Linked DNA regions of Homo sapiens: region 2 is linked to region 1. The links are chromatin contacts, found by Hi-C in ENCODE. All regions are on one chromosome and are shown on one strand. The core of a region is the stretch at or near the end of the contact, and the rest is flanking DNA. Distances in the headings are between cores, read along the strand shown.

Evidence for each region. Hi-C counts contacts between places; a loop is a spot of excess contacts on that map. Pooled maps may share reads with other maps.
Region 2: a map of B cell shows a loop between it and region 1 (17-fold over the local background). The contact joins the promoter of ERO1B here to the promoter of MAP3K21 in region 1. A Hi-C loop is called at or near these places in 2 of 168 maps with a recorded cell type or tissue (B cell and CD4-positive, alpha-beta T cell) and 7 of 50 pooled maps.

The regions. Positions count from the first base shown.
Region 1 is chr1:233,326,412-233,332,102 of GRCh38, forward strand. MAP3K21 (mitogen-activated protein kinase kinase kinase 21) reads left to right here and starts at 1,313. Exons shown (of 10, transcript NM_032435.3): 1 at 1,313-2,422. The coding sequence starts at 1,618. It also overlaps a transcript of PCNX2 not described here. RefSeq lists silencers at 827-1,126, 1,317-1,616, 1,416-1,567, 1,757-1,956.
Region 2 is chr1:236,279,639-236,285,704 of GRCh38, forward strand. It overlaps ERO1B (endoplasmic reticulum oxidoreductase 1 beta), which reads right to left and starts at 2,320. Exons shown (of 16, transcript NM_019891.4): 1 at 2,044-2,320. The coding sequence starts at 2,145. It also overlaps the pseudogene LOC100130485. RefSeq lists enhancers at 1,715-1,914, 4,499-4,648 and silencers at 1,985-2,034, 2,075-2,664.

The DNA of each region.
Region 1 (5,691 bases), core at 63-2,562:
GACCAGCTGTTGGTTGATTCTGTGGATGCAGAAGACCCACTGTAAAACTATTAACTCATTTAGTCTTCCTAAAAACCCTATAAAGTAGGTACTATTTATTATATTCCCATTTTATAGATGAGAAAACTGAGTCATAGAGAAATAAAGAAACTTGCTCAAGGTCACACAGCCAATAAATAGTTTGATCTGAGAGACAAAGAAAACTGAAAAGACAATAAATTTATCTTTATGTAACTCAGAATGTTACTGTATGTCCTATCCTCATAATATCTAAAATTGTCCCTTCTGTTATTGGAAGTACAGGATCCACACGTTAGGAAATTCTGGCCTACTACAGGATAATCTAATATTTTAGAATTTTAATAACTAAGCTCTTCTATCTTTTTAGCCTCATCACCTGCCACAGTAACCTACCAACGTCTGGCACCCAGCCATTGCCAATGCTTCCTAAACCCAAACCTGTGGGTTTCCAGGGAGACTGGGGCATTTTCCATCTGAGTAGACAGTAAAAATAAGCAAAGGATTTACCATCATGGAGCTTCTGGGACTATACCGACCACGGGTCACTCTGCGCTGCGATCTGTAACCTAGTCAGTTCTGAGATGCACGGTGGCTCAAACGCACTTAGCATGGTGACTTGCCACTCGCACTGGCCCAGGTCTGGCACCGCGCTACAATTTCTTCTGTAGCCCGTTCTGAGATTCTGTCACTCTCCCTGAACTGCAACTCTCTCTCTCCCCGCCACACCCTAAAGCCCCACATCTTCTCAACCCTCTCCCACCGCTTCTTGGAGAAGCGTCCCCTCCCTCAGTCTTACCTTTGGCTTAATTTAAACTCTCCCGAAAATTTATAGCGGATGACGGCCGATCCCGCCTCCCAGACCATGTGGGCGCGGCTCACCATTGCTCCGGAGCACCTGCGGCGGGGGCGGGGTGGGACCAGCCAGGCGGGCCCAGGGGGCGGGCCCGGCCCAAGGTGGTGGGGGACGGGCCCGGGCGCCAGGGGCGGGACGAGGCTCTGGGGACTGGCACAGAAAAGGGAAGTGAACCTGGCGAGGGCGGGGCGGGATGGTGCAGTTGGTGGGGAAGGGTGGGGCGAACCTAGGAAGGCGGTCCCATAGGGCGGGCGCAGACTGGGCGCCCGGGACGGGTCAAGGAGGGCGGAATGAACCTGGAGAGGGCGGGGCGGCTGGGGGAGGGGCGGGAAGGCCCTGGGGACTGGCCTAGGGGCGGGCCCGGGGGGGTGGGGGGGCGGTGCGGAATGGAGCCGGAGGGGGCGGGGCGGCCCTGGCGCGGCTAGGGTGGGGTGGGGCGTCCCAGGCTCTGGCTAAGGAGCGCGCGGCGGGCGGGCCGGCCGCAGGGCCTGGGCACGACCATGGTGGGACGTCGCCCGCGGCTTCGGGGACCGCTGCGGCAGCAGAGGCGGCTGGCCAGGAACGCGGGCCGAGGCTGGACCCTTTGGGCAGCTAGCCCGTGATCTCTGCCGTCACCGATCGCGATTCCTACCCCCTCGCCTTCCCCCGGCGCCGACGGCCACACCGCCGGACGATGCGCGCCCGCGGCCGCCCGGGAGGCTGAGCCCAGCTTCCCGCTCCGCCTTCCCCGCGCAGCTGCCCCCATGGCTTTGCGGGGCGCCGCGGGAGCGACCGACACCCCGGTGTCCTCGGCCGGGGGAGCCCCCGGCGGCTCAGCGTCCTCGTCGTCCACCTCCTCGGGCGGCTCGGCCTCGGCGGGCGCGGGGCTGTGGGCCGCGCTCTATGACTACGAGGCTCGCGGCGAGGACGAGCTGAGCCTGCGGCGCGGCCAGCTGGTGGAGGTGCTGTCGCAGGACGCCGCCGTGTCGGGCGACGAGGGCTGGTGGGCAGGCCAGGTGCAGCGGCGCCTCGGCATCTTCCCCGCCAACTACGTGGCTCCCTGCCGCCCGGCCGCCAGCCCCGCGCCGCCGCCCTCGCGGCCCAGCTCCCCGGTACACGTCGCCTTCGAGCGGCTGGAGCTGAAGGAGCTCATCGGCGCTGGGGGCTTCGGGCAGGTGTACCGCGCCACCTGGCAGGGCCAGGAGGTGGCCGTGAAGGCGGCGCGCCAGGACCCGGAGCAGGACGCGGCGGCGGCTGCCGAGAGCGTGCGGCGCGAGGCTCGGCTCTTCGCCATGCTGCGGCACCCCAACATCATCGAGCTGCGCGGCGTGTGCCTGCAGCAGCCGCACCTCTGCCTGGTGCTGGAGTTCGCCCGCGGCGGAGCGCTCAACCGAGCGCTGGCCGCTGCCAACGCCGCCCCGGACCCGCGCGCGCCCGGCCCCCGCCGCGCGCGCCGCATCCCTCCGCACGTGCTGGTCAACTGGGCCGTGCAGATAGCGCGGGGCATGCTCTACCTGCATGAGGAGGCCTTCGTGCCCATCCTGCACCGGGACCTCAAGTCCAGCAACAGTAAGTGGGGCCAGAGGGAGGTGGGGGAAGACTACCTCCGTGCCAGCCCAGGCGGGCTCCACAGGACATAGTACCAGATGGAAAGAGGTGGGAGTCAGCCTTAGGGCGCCAGCAGCAACTCATGCCCAGGCCTTCAGGGCTCGGAAGTCCAGCTAGTCCTTGGTTACTTGCTTTGGGGCTGGTGACACGCTTAACCTTGACTTGCCTTTGGGTGCTTTTTAAAAAAGTTCAGACCAGACTTGCTTGTAGAGGAAACATTTGTAAAATACCTGGATCTCCTAGAAACCTCAGGGGGCAGTCTGGCCTTTCAATACCAGAGGTGATTCATCTGGGTAGGACTTTGCAAACCGAGGCCTTCTGCAGATTATATGGAACCCATGACCGTCTTCACCCGGTGGCCTTCATCAAAGTCCCCGAATGCACTCGGGGACGTCAACTTTACAAGTGCTGTATTGAGGTTGCTGTTTGCCTATTCAAAATATGACTTCATGTCTCTTACCTTTTCCAAAGACTGTTTTCATTCAAATGTCTCTCTATGGGCCAGGCGCGGTGGCTCATACCTGTAATCCCAGCACTTTGGGAGGCCGAGGTGGGCGGATCACCTGAGGTTACGAGTTTGAGACCAGCCTGGCCAACATGGCGAAACCCTGTCGCTACTAAAAATACAAAAATTAGCCCGGCGTAGTGGCAGGCGCCTGTAATCCCAGCTACTCGGGAGGCGGAGGCATGAGAATCACTTGAACCCGGGAGGCGGAAGTTGCAGTGAGCCAAGATCGCGCCACTGCACTCCAGCCTAGGAGATAGAGTGAGACTCTGTCTCAAAAAAAAAAAAAGTGTCTCTACGTGAAATATGATTTTATTATTGGTTCAATGGCTTCTTTTCTCCAGACAAGAGGCACTGGTGTGCACCGTAATGCACTTTTGGGTTAATAACAAGTGCATTGTCCTTGCACAGGTACTTGAAACCTTGAAGACCTGGCCAGTGTCATTGACTTTGTTTATAAATCAGGGTGGATTTTCCAGATGTCAATAAAGAACTGACAAATGACTTAAATGCAAATCCTATGAAACTTTGCTGTATAAAAGAGCCTATAGAATTGCTGTTTGATGTTGGTTCTTTAATATTGAAGATCGCTTCATATTCTTATAATGAGATGAAATCCCAGGGAAGGTTAAAGGATGCAGCCAGCCCTGGCATTGGCCTACAACAGCTGGAGGTCTTTCAATCCTGTGAAACCTGCTAGGACAGGAGCTAGCTCAAGTGAAAACATTGTCCCTAAAGAAGAGTGACAAGAAGAAATTTACTTGAAAATTACTAATGTAGCATTTTCACTGGGAATTGTAAATAATTGGAATGTTGTAGCTAAGCATAAGCATTAGGTTTTATTTCATGATCCTCCTTCCCCCCAAGTCTCTCTATAATTTAGATTGCATCTGCTTAGGTGATGAGAGCAAAGTCTAACAAAATATGTTGTTACTGGTAGCGGTGTATTCTTAGTACTTTGACAGACCACATGAAGGACTATAGCATTGCTTGCTTTTGAACTGTGTTACAGTAAAAACAGAGCGCAATTTCCTAAAATATACTTTTCTTTCGATAATATATATATATTTTTTTCAATAAAAGAAACGTCTGACCAGGTGCTGCCATAGAATGGGTGACTTGTCCATGTGTTCCATAAGCCCTATTTCCAATGGTGTCCTGAAAGCCTGCGTCTGTTAGGAGTTTTCTGCAGAACCAGGTATTTTAAGGACATCAACAGCACCATTCATTCTTTCCCCTGCCTCTTGGCAGTTGCAGCAACTCTGTGACAACACAGAACCCAACATTCTGCAAATGTATCCAAATCATCAACACAAGCAAACACTTGGGTTGTACTGGTCCTTAGGCTAAAAAGTTAAAGGGCCTATAGCTATTACTTTTACACTGCACTTAGTTTTGTTTGGTTGCAATACTTTTCAAAGTTCATACAACACAGGGTAGAGAATGTTTGCTAGTGTTTTTAAAGCATGTTTTAAAGGATGTTTATCCATTCCTATGGGTTAATCCATAGGATTTATGGATCAATCAACAATCCATAGCAATTATTGCAAATAGTAAATTTTTATAAAGTTTTATAAAGTTTTATAAACTTTTATAAAATATAAATGTTTAAAGAACTCCTAATATTATTAAATGGTAAAAAGAAATAACATGACCCTGGAATAATAACTATGGCCGAACAGTTTTTACTGACACCAGAAAAACTTGTATAGTGGAGTATAGACTACTGTGTATTCAGTAGATATTACATAATTTGATGGTGATTACATGCTGCTACTTAGTTTTTGAAAGACTTTTCAGTCTCAGAATAAATTGCCAAACTTCCCGGAGTATTTTAATTTCTATAATTGTCAGGCAGGATTCCCTTTGCTTTAAATTGTTGCACTCTTATAAAAGACTTAATTAGCTAGTCACTAGCCTGGCCAAGTATTTGTTACAATATGACCATTATCATAGTTATTTAATTACTATAAAGTGAAGAGTTTGACTGGGGTCTAGAATGTGCAAACCATGGTGCCTCATACATGGTCTTTATCCTGAATGTCTGATTTTATTTGTTCAATGAATAAATGCAGATTTGAAATTCTCTGCTGATATATGAAGCTATGACTTCTTGTTTAGACTTTTAAGTATAACAGATACTCTATTGCAGTATGTTTTGTTTGATTTTATTGGATATTTGCTAATGGTGGTAGTGAGTTAGTGATAACGTAAACAAGGTTTTAAAAATCAATATTGAATTTTATTTTCACTCCGAAGTGTACTCATGTACCAAAGAGCTAATAGAAGACTACTTGGAGCCAATTCAGTGGAAATTACTGTTTTAAACAAATATTTAAATTTGTCTAGAGAATATGTTACTCTTGACAGATTTTCTTTTATCTTTTCTAGTAGATCTTCTCAAGTTTTATCATATCTTGTGAGGGAATGTCTGTGTCTAGATAATAGCTGATATGTTGTGAATGATATAAACAACTTTGTCCCTTTTCTAACAGGTAGCAACAGGTTGAAAGTTGTGCCAAGTTAGCAAGCTTTAAGCAACATTTATGTTTTAAATAAATACTAGGCCCTGTAACTCCCTTCTGGATGCAAAATAAGTAGAAAATACTTTATATAAGTCTACCTATAGGCACCCCCCAGAGAACAATACAAGGCAACTTTGAGTTACTGTGAAAATCGCCAGTGTTATGCGCATTTACAGAAGAGAGAAACATTGTGGAGAGCT
Region 2 (6,066 bases), core at 1,070-3,569, 3.0 Mb after region 1:
GCCAACATGGCAAAACCCTGTCTACTGGGAAAAAAAAAAAAAACACACACACAAAAATTAGCCAGGCGCGGTGGCAAGCACCTGTAATCCCAGCTACTTGGGAAGCTGAGGCAGACAGAATTGCTTGAACCTGTGAGGCAGAGGTTGCAGTGAGCCAACACATGCCATTGCATCCAGCCTGGCCAACAGAGTGAGACACTATCTCAAAAAAAAAAAAAAAAAGAAAGTAAGTACTGCTGGCAACAAAAACCAAATATATTCACTTGGAAGACTGTTTGGCACAATGCTACTTCAAATATTCACAAATCTTTAACTGTTGGACTATATTTATATTCATTTGGATATAATGAAATTAAAAGTACAGGGGCAGGCCAGGTACAGTGGCTCACACCTGTAATCCCAGCACCTGGGAAGCCAAAGTAAGAGGCTCGCTGGAGGCCAGGAGTTGAAGATCAGCCTAATAACATAGTCCCCATCTCTACACAAGAATTTTAAAAATACAGGTGAAATTATAAAACATTAATTACACATAATTAGTGGTAAATGAAAAAAATTTAAAATGAAGTTTCTAGACAGATAAGCATAAATTAATATGTGCTATATAAAAAGAGAAAATGGGAACTCTCATTTCAGAAAAATATCGAATTGTAAATTTCACTCAGAAACACTCAACTAGTGACTAGAAAATAATTTTGCCAAAGACAATTTGGAAAATTTACTTTAGTAAGTCTGCCCAGATTACCACTATCTATTCCATCTCAGTGTTTTCCAAGTGAGGTCCAAGAGGTAGTCAAAAGATAACTTTGCTACAGTTATACTGTACTTGCAATGTTTGTTTAAAATGCTGATATCTGGGCCATATTCCAGATCCAATCAATACATGTGGAGGTAGGGCCAGAGAATCTGCATTTTAACATGTTCCCCAATACCAAAAATTTGCCCCTTTTATTTTTATGGTTCAAACACAGACACAAACGGACTATTCAGGCACTCTGGGATTTAGTGCAGGGCACCATAAAACCATGAAATAAAGTGACTCAATTCAGAAAAACATGTTTTCACGGTTACACTCAGAGTCACCTTCAATTTTTCTTGGATGAGCACTAATTGCTTCAAATGACATCTCCCCTCATCATCAGGCCACCTGAGACCTTCGTTTTATTTTTTTGGCCCTCAGCAGTGCTGCCTCCTTGCAGCAGGTGCAGACAACAAGCAGCAGCACCTGGCAATCAATTCAAATTCTACTGAATAGAAGCAAACACCTCTCTGAAGGCGAAAGGATCTGGTCAGCTAAGCCTCAGATTTCTAGCACACTGAGAACACTTGTAATCATCGCTTCACATCAACAACCAGCCAGCACCTCACGACTGCCAGAGCCAGAGCCTCCATCCACGAGCCACAACGCCCCACTCAGACCCCCCCAGTCTCGTATTGGGACTTACCTGGCGATGCCACTTGGCAGACACAGCTCAGCTGGGTAAAAATAAAGCAATCTTGAGCAAGGGAAGGTGCTCGAGGAAGAGTAAAAGCCCAGAAAGCTCTAGTCCGACAGTTCGAGTGAAGTCTTGCCCCCTCCCAATCCCCTGCGCCTGGCGGGGCCTCGGGGGTCTGCGGAGTGCCCCCAACTCTCAGTCTCCCTCCCTCACTAACTCCTGAAGGGAAGGACGTCACCGTTTCTCTGGGCGCTCGCTCCCTTCGCAAGACAGCCGAGGTGGTTCATGCCCGTCCCATCTCCCGCCACACTCCCAGCCGCTTAACACATCCGAGAGGAAAAAACGAAAACAGCTCAGGGGGACCGTCACCATCTTCCTCTTTTGACTGCCATTACCCGGAGTGTCGCCGTCCCCCCACCCTGCGGGCGGTTCGCAGATGTTTCCCGCACTGGACGGTCAGGTCTCTGCTCCCCGGGTTTTCTGCTCGCCAGAAATCACCTCTTTTCTGGCCCGGCCCTGCCCGGCCCTCCCCGCGTCACAGCCGCGGCCCGTGTGTAGCGGCCGCGGGTGTTCGGCCGGGGGTTCCCGGCCCGCTATCACTCGGGCTTACCTGCGCCTCGACGACGCTCCGCAGGAAGCTCAGGGTGACCAGCAGCTGCACCGCGGCCGCTACCCCCTGCCCAGCGCCTGCCCGGCGGACCCCTTGGCTCATGCTGACCTCTACCCACACCGCGGCCAGCCGGACCCCTCGGGGCCGGGGAACGACGGGCGGCCCAGGCGACGACCCAAGGGGACGGTTCCCAGCGGCCGAGCGACTCCAGGGTCAGAGGTCTGCACTCCAGTCCGGAGGCAGGCGACTCTTTCCCCAACACCCGGCAGCTGCGAGTGAGGCAGGAAAGGCGAGCGCCCCCACTTCATCCCCCAGGCGGCCCCGCCCCCGGCTCGCTTGGCTCCTCGGCCACGCCCCCAAGCGCGGGGCCTTGTGGGAGTTGTGGTCCTGGGCGGTCGCCTAGGCGCCGCGGCAGGAAGGCGGAGCCGCTGAACGAGAGGACTCGGGAACTACAACTGCGAAGGCCGCCCCGCCTCCCCGAGGCCTCGGGCTCCGCGGCGGCCAATGAGGCGGGACCACGCGGGCCTCCAAAACACCGGGGGGTGCGGGCGGGGGAAGCGGGGCGACCTCTTCTCCGGGAAACCAGGCTGAGGACCTCTCTGCGTCGGTCCCTGCTGTCGCTCCTGGAGTCCTCGCAGACGCCAGGCTCTAGGATTCACCCAGTACGCGGGCGAGTTAGGAACGGACGGTGCGGGATCTTTGACTTTCGGTCTGAAGCGTATTCTTTGTCTCATTCATTTTTCTGTAGCCTCACATCTGCTGTGGGTGCCTATGTAAGCTACCTGTGACTTGTAGAGATGGCTTCGGCTCTTTTTTAATTTCATGCACCCTAGATGTGGATGTCATCTCCTGCCCCGCCCCAGCCCGACTCCTAGGTTGACACGTGCGAGTATAACGCATGCTAAAGAATGAAGACAAACCCAAAGGCTTATGATGAAATATGGGGATGGGGTAAAACAAAAAAAAACTTAGAGTGACATAGATTGGGCGCAGATCCCAACTCTAAAACATTCTAGCTAGTTATTGGGCCTTAATTCCCACCTCATATCTTGTTCTAGGGCTACATAAGATTAGATACAGAAAGAGCTGAGTATAGTGCCTAGCACCTAGGAAGCACTCAATAAATGGTAACTGCTATTAGTTTTATTAATGCCTTTGATTTCTACAAAACGAGTAATACATCTCCCTTGTGTTTATGTAGCGTGTATTAGTTTCTCATTGATGCTGTAAGAAACTATCACACATTTAGTTGCATACAACAAAAGAAATTCATTACCTTATAGTACTGGAGATCAGGTGTCCAAAATGGACCTGTAGGGCTGTGTTCCTTTTGGAGGCTCTCAGGGACAATGTGTTTCCTTACCTTTTCCAGCTTCCAGAGGCCACCTGCATTCCTTACCTCATGACTTCACATCTCCTTCACTCTCTCTGCTTCCCTCGTCACATGCCTTCTCTTGTGACCCTAACTCTTCTGTCTCTCTTGTATAAGGACCCTTGTGATTACATTGGTTACAGACCATCCTATCTCAAAATCCTCAACTTGATCACATCTGCACAGTCCCTTTTGCCATATAGGATAACATATTCACAGGTTCCAGAGATTAGGATGAGGATTTATAAATAGAGGGTCATTAATCAGCCTACCACATAGTGGTTTATACCTTTCAGAACCAGCAGAGCATTAAACCAAATGCAGGGTCCTGGGGTGGCTGACTGCATAGGTCACATGCCCATGAAGCCAGTCCTGCCTGTCCTTTTCCCCTCCAGCAACTCTTTCCCTTCTGCCTCCAAACTGTCCAGATCTTCCCTAGCTTAAAAGCAAAAAGAAATTGGCTGGGTGTGGTGGCTCACACCTGTAATCCCAGCACTTTGGGAGGCTGAGGCGAGCAGATCACCTGAGGTCAGGAATTTGAGACCAGCCTGACCAACGTGGAGAAACCCTGTCTCTACTAAAAATACAAAATTAGCCGGGCAAGGTAGCACATGCCTGTAATCTCAGCTACTTGGGAGGCTGAGACAGGAGAATCGCTTGAACTCAGGAGGCGGAGGTTGCGGTGAGCTGAGATCACGCCATTGCACTCCAGCCTGGGCAACAAGAGCGAAACTCTGTCTCAAAAAAAAAAAAAAAAAAATTGTTGCTTGATTTTTCCAGCTACTTTTCCATGTCTCCTTTTCTCTTCCAAACCTATACTTCCTATCTGCTCACTGCCTTCTTCCCTTCATATAAATGTGCTTTTGATAAGAGAAACTTTTTATCAAGTTTGGTAGACTTTTTAAAAGATTCCTTGTCTGTGCTGTATTTGAGGTTGTCAATAACACATACTTCCTGGAATTTTGTTATGCAAAACTTCTTTTTTTAAATTGTGGGTTATAAATTTTCCTATTATAAAATCTCGGGTTCTTTAAGGACTCTCTCTAGTGCCTGGATATCAAAGGCAGAATTCATGGCTTTCCAGAGGCTTGAAATATTTGTTATTAAAGAACAAAGGAAGAAAGTGGGTTCGGGGGTGGAGTAAAAAAAAGAGAGAGAGACAAAGTGGACAGGGAACTTTAATGCAGACAGGGGTCAGATAGCTTTTGTCCTCTTAGTTACCTAATCCAGAAAGTCACAGTAACAAACCTCCCCGTTTGCTTTTGTTTTCAGCTCAGAAGCCTTACACATAACTTCTAGGGACAAATGAGATTTTTCTTGGTGAGTGAAATTGGAAATAGCAGGTGTTTGTCATGAAATAGGGGCATACCAAGACTCACTTAAAGTGGTGTCTGTCATGATCTGTTTTAGTGTTCATTGTTAAGAGTGGTATGACGGGGTTGTTTCTTTGTGAACAGGCAGCCCTCCTCTTTGTTCTCTCATTCTGACTGATTTACCTCTGCTTTCCCTAAAATCAGCTACACTGAAACCAGCATTGTGAGAGGCCCTGGGGATGTGCTATCACCCATGCTTCCTGCAGATGATGTTCAGTTAGAACCTTCCCATTCCTAAGGCTGTGGTTAGAAGTTGAAACAGGAAGAAAGTGCATACACTAAACCCCTTTGATTGCACGCCACAAAAATCAGCTCTAGCTCTAATTTTTTTTGAAATAGCAAATGAAAAAAATGTCAAATTGCTTACAGTACTGAGGCAGATTTCACCACACACCTTTAGAAAGGTAAGTCCATCAGGACAGAATTCAGGGACTCTAAATTAGAGTACAACTCATGATTGAACAGTCTCTTCTAGGGCATTGCCATTATACTTATCAATTCCCATCGCTTTTAGTCTTCTGTCCCTCCTATCAAAATTCACATTCTTTCTGGAGGTTAGCTTGCAGGTAGAATGTGAGCACCTTGATTCACAGTCCTACAGACCACAAGAAATGAGCCAGAGGTAGTTGCACAAACTACTACTTTCTTTTTCTTTTCTTTTTTCTTTTTTTTTTGAAACAGAGTCTCACTCTGTCACCCAGGCTGGAGTGCAGTGGTGCCATCTCACTGCAACTTCCACCTCCCAGATTCAAGCGATTCTCATGCCTCAGCCTCCAGGGTAGCTGGGATTACAGAAGTGTGTCACCACACCTGGCTAATTTTTGTATTTTTAGAAGAGATGGGGTTTCACCATGTTGGCCAGGTTGGCCTCAAACAACTTTCTATTTTTAATAGAGGGGAAAGGGATGCTGGTCAGAGAAAGGCAACAGATGTCTCCTTCAGGATGCTGAGTTTTTATTGAGTACTCCATTTGAATTCACTTCCTTTACCTCAGCTTGTATTCACACATTCATTAAATTATCACAGATGTCTTTCCACGCCGCCCCCCAGTGGATATATTTTTATTCAGCCATTTAGTTTACAACATGAGGTAAAAGGAAAAAGTTCTCCCTGACCAGTATTTTACACAGTTGTAGTGTAAAACATTTTGGACTTCAGGGATTTATAAGGGATTACATTTCTGAAAAGTTGGGATCAGTTTAAACAAGTTTTTTTTTGTTTTTTTTTTTCTCGAGACGGAGTCTTGCTCTGTCACCCAGGCTGGAGTGCAATGGCGCA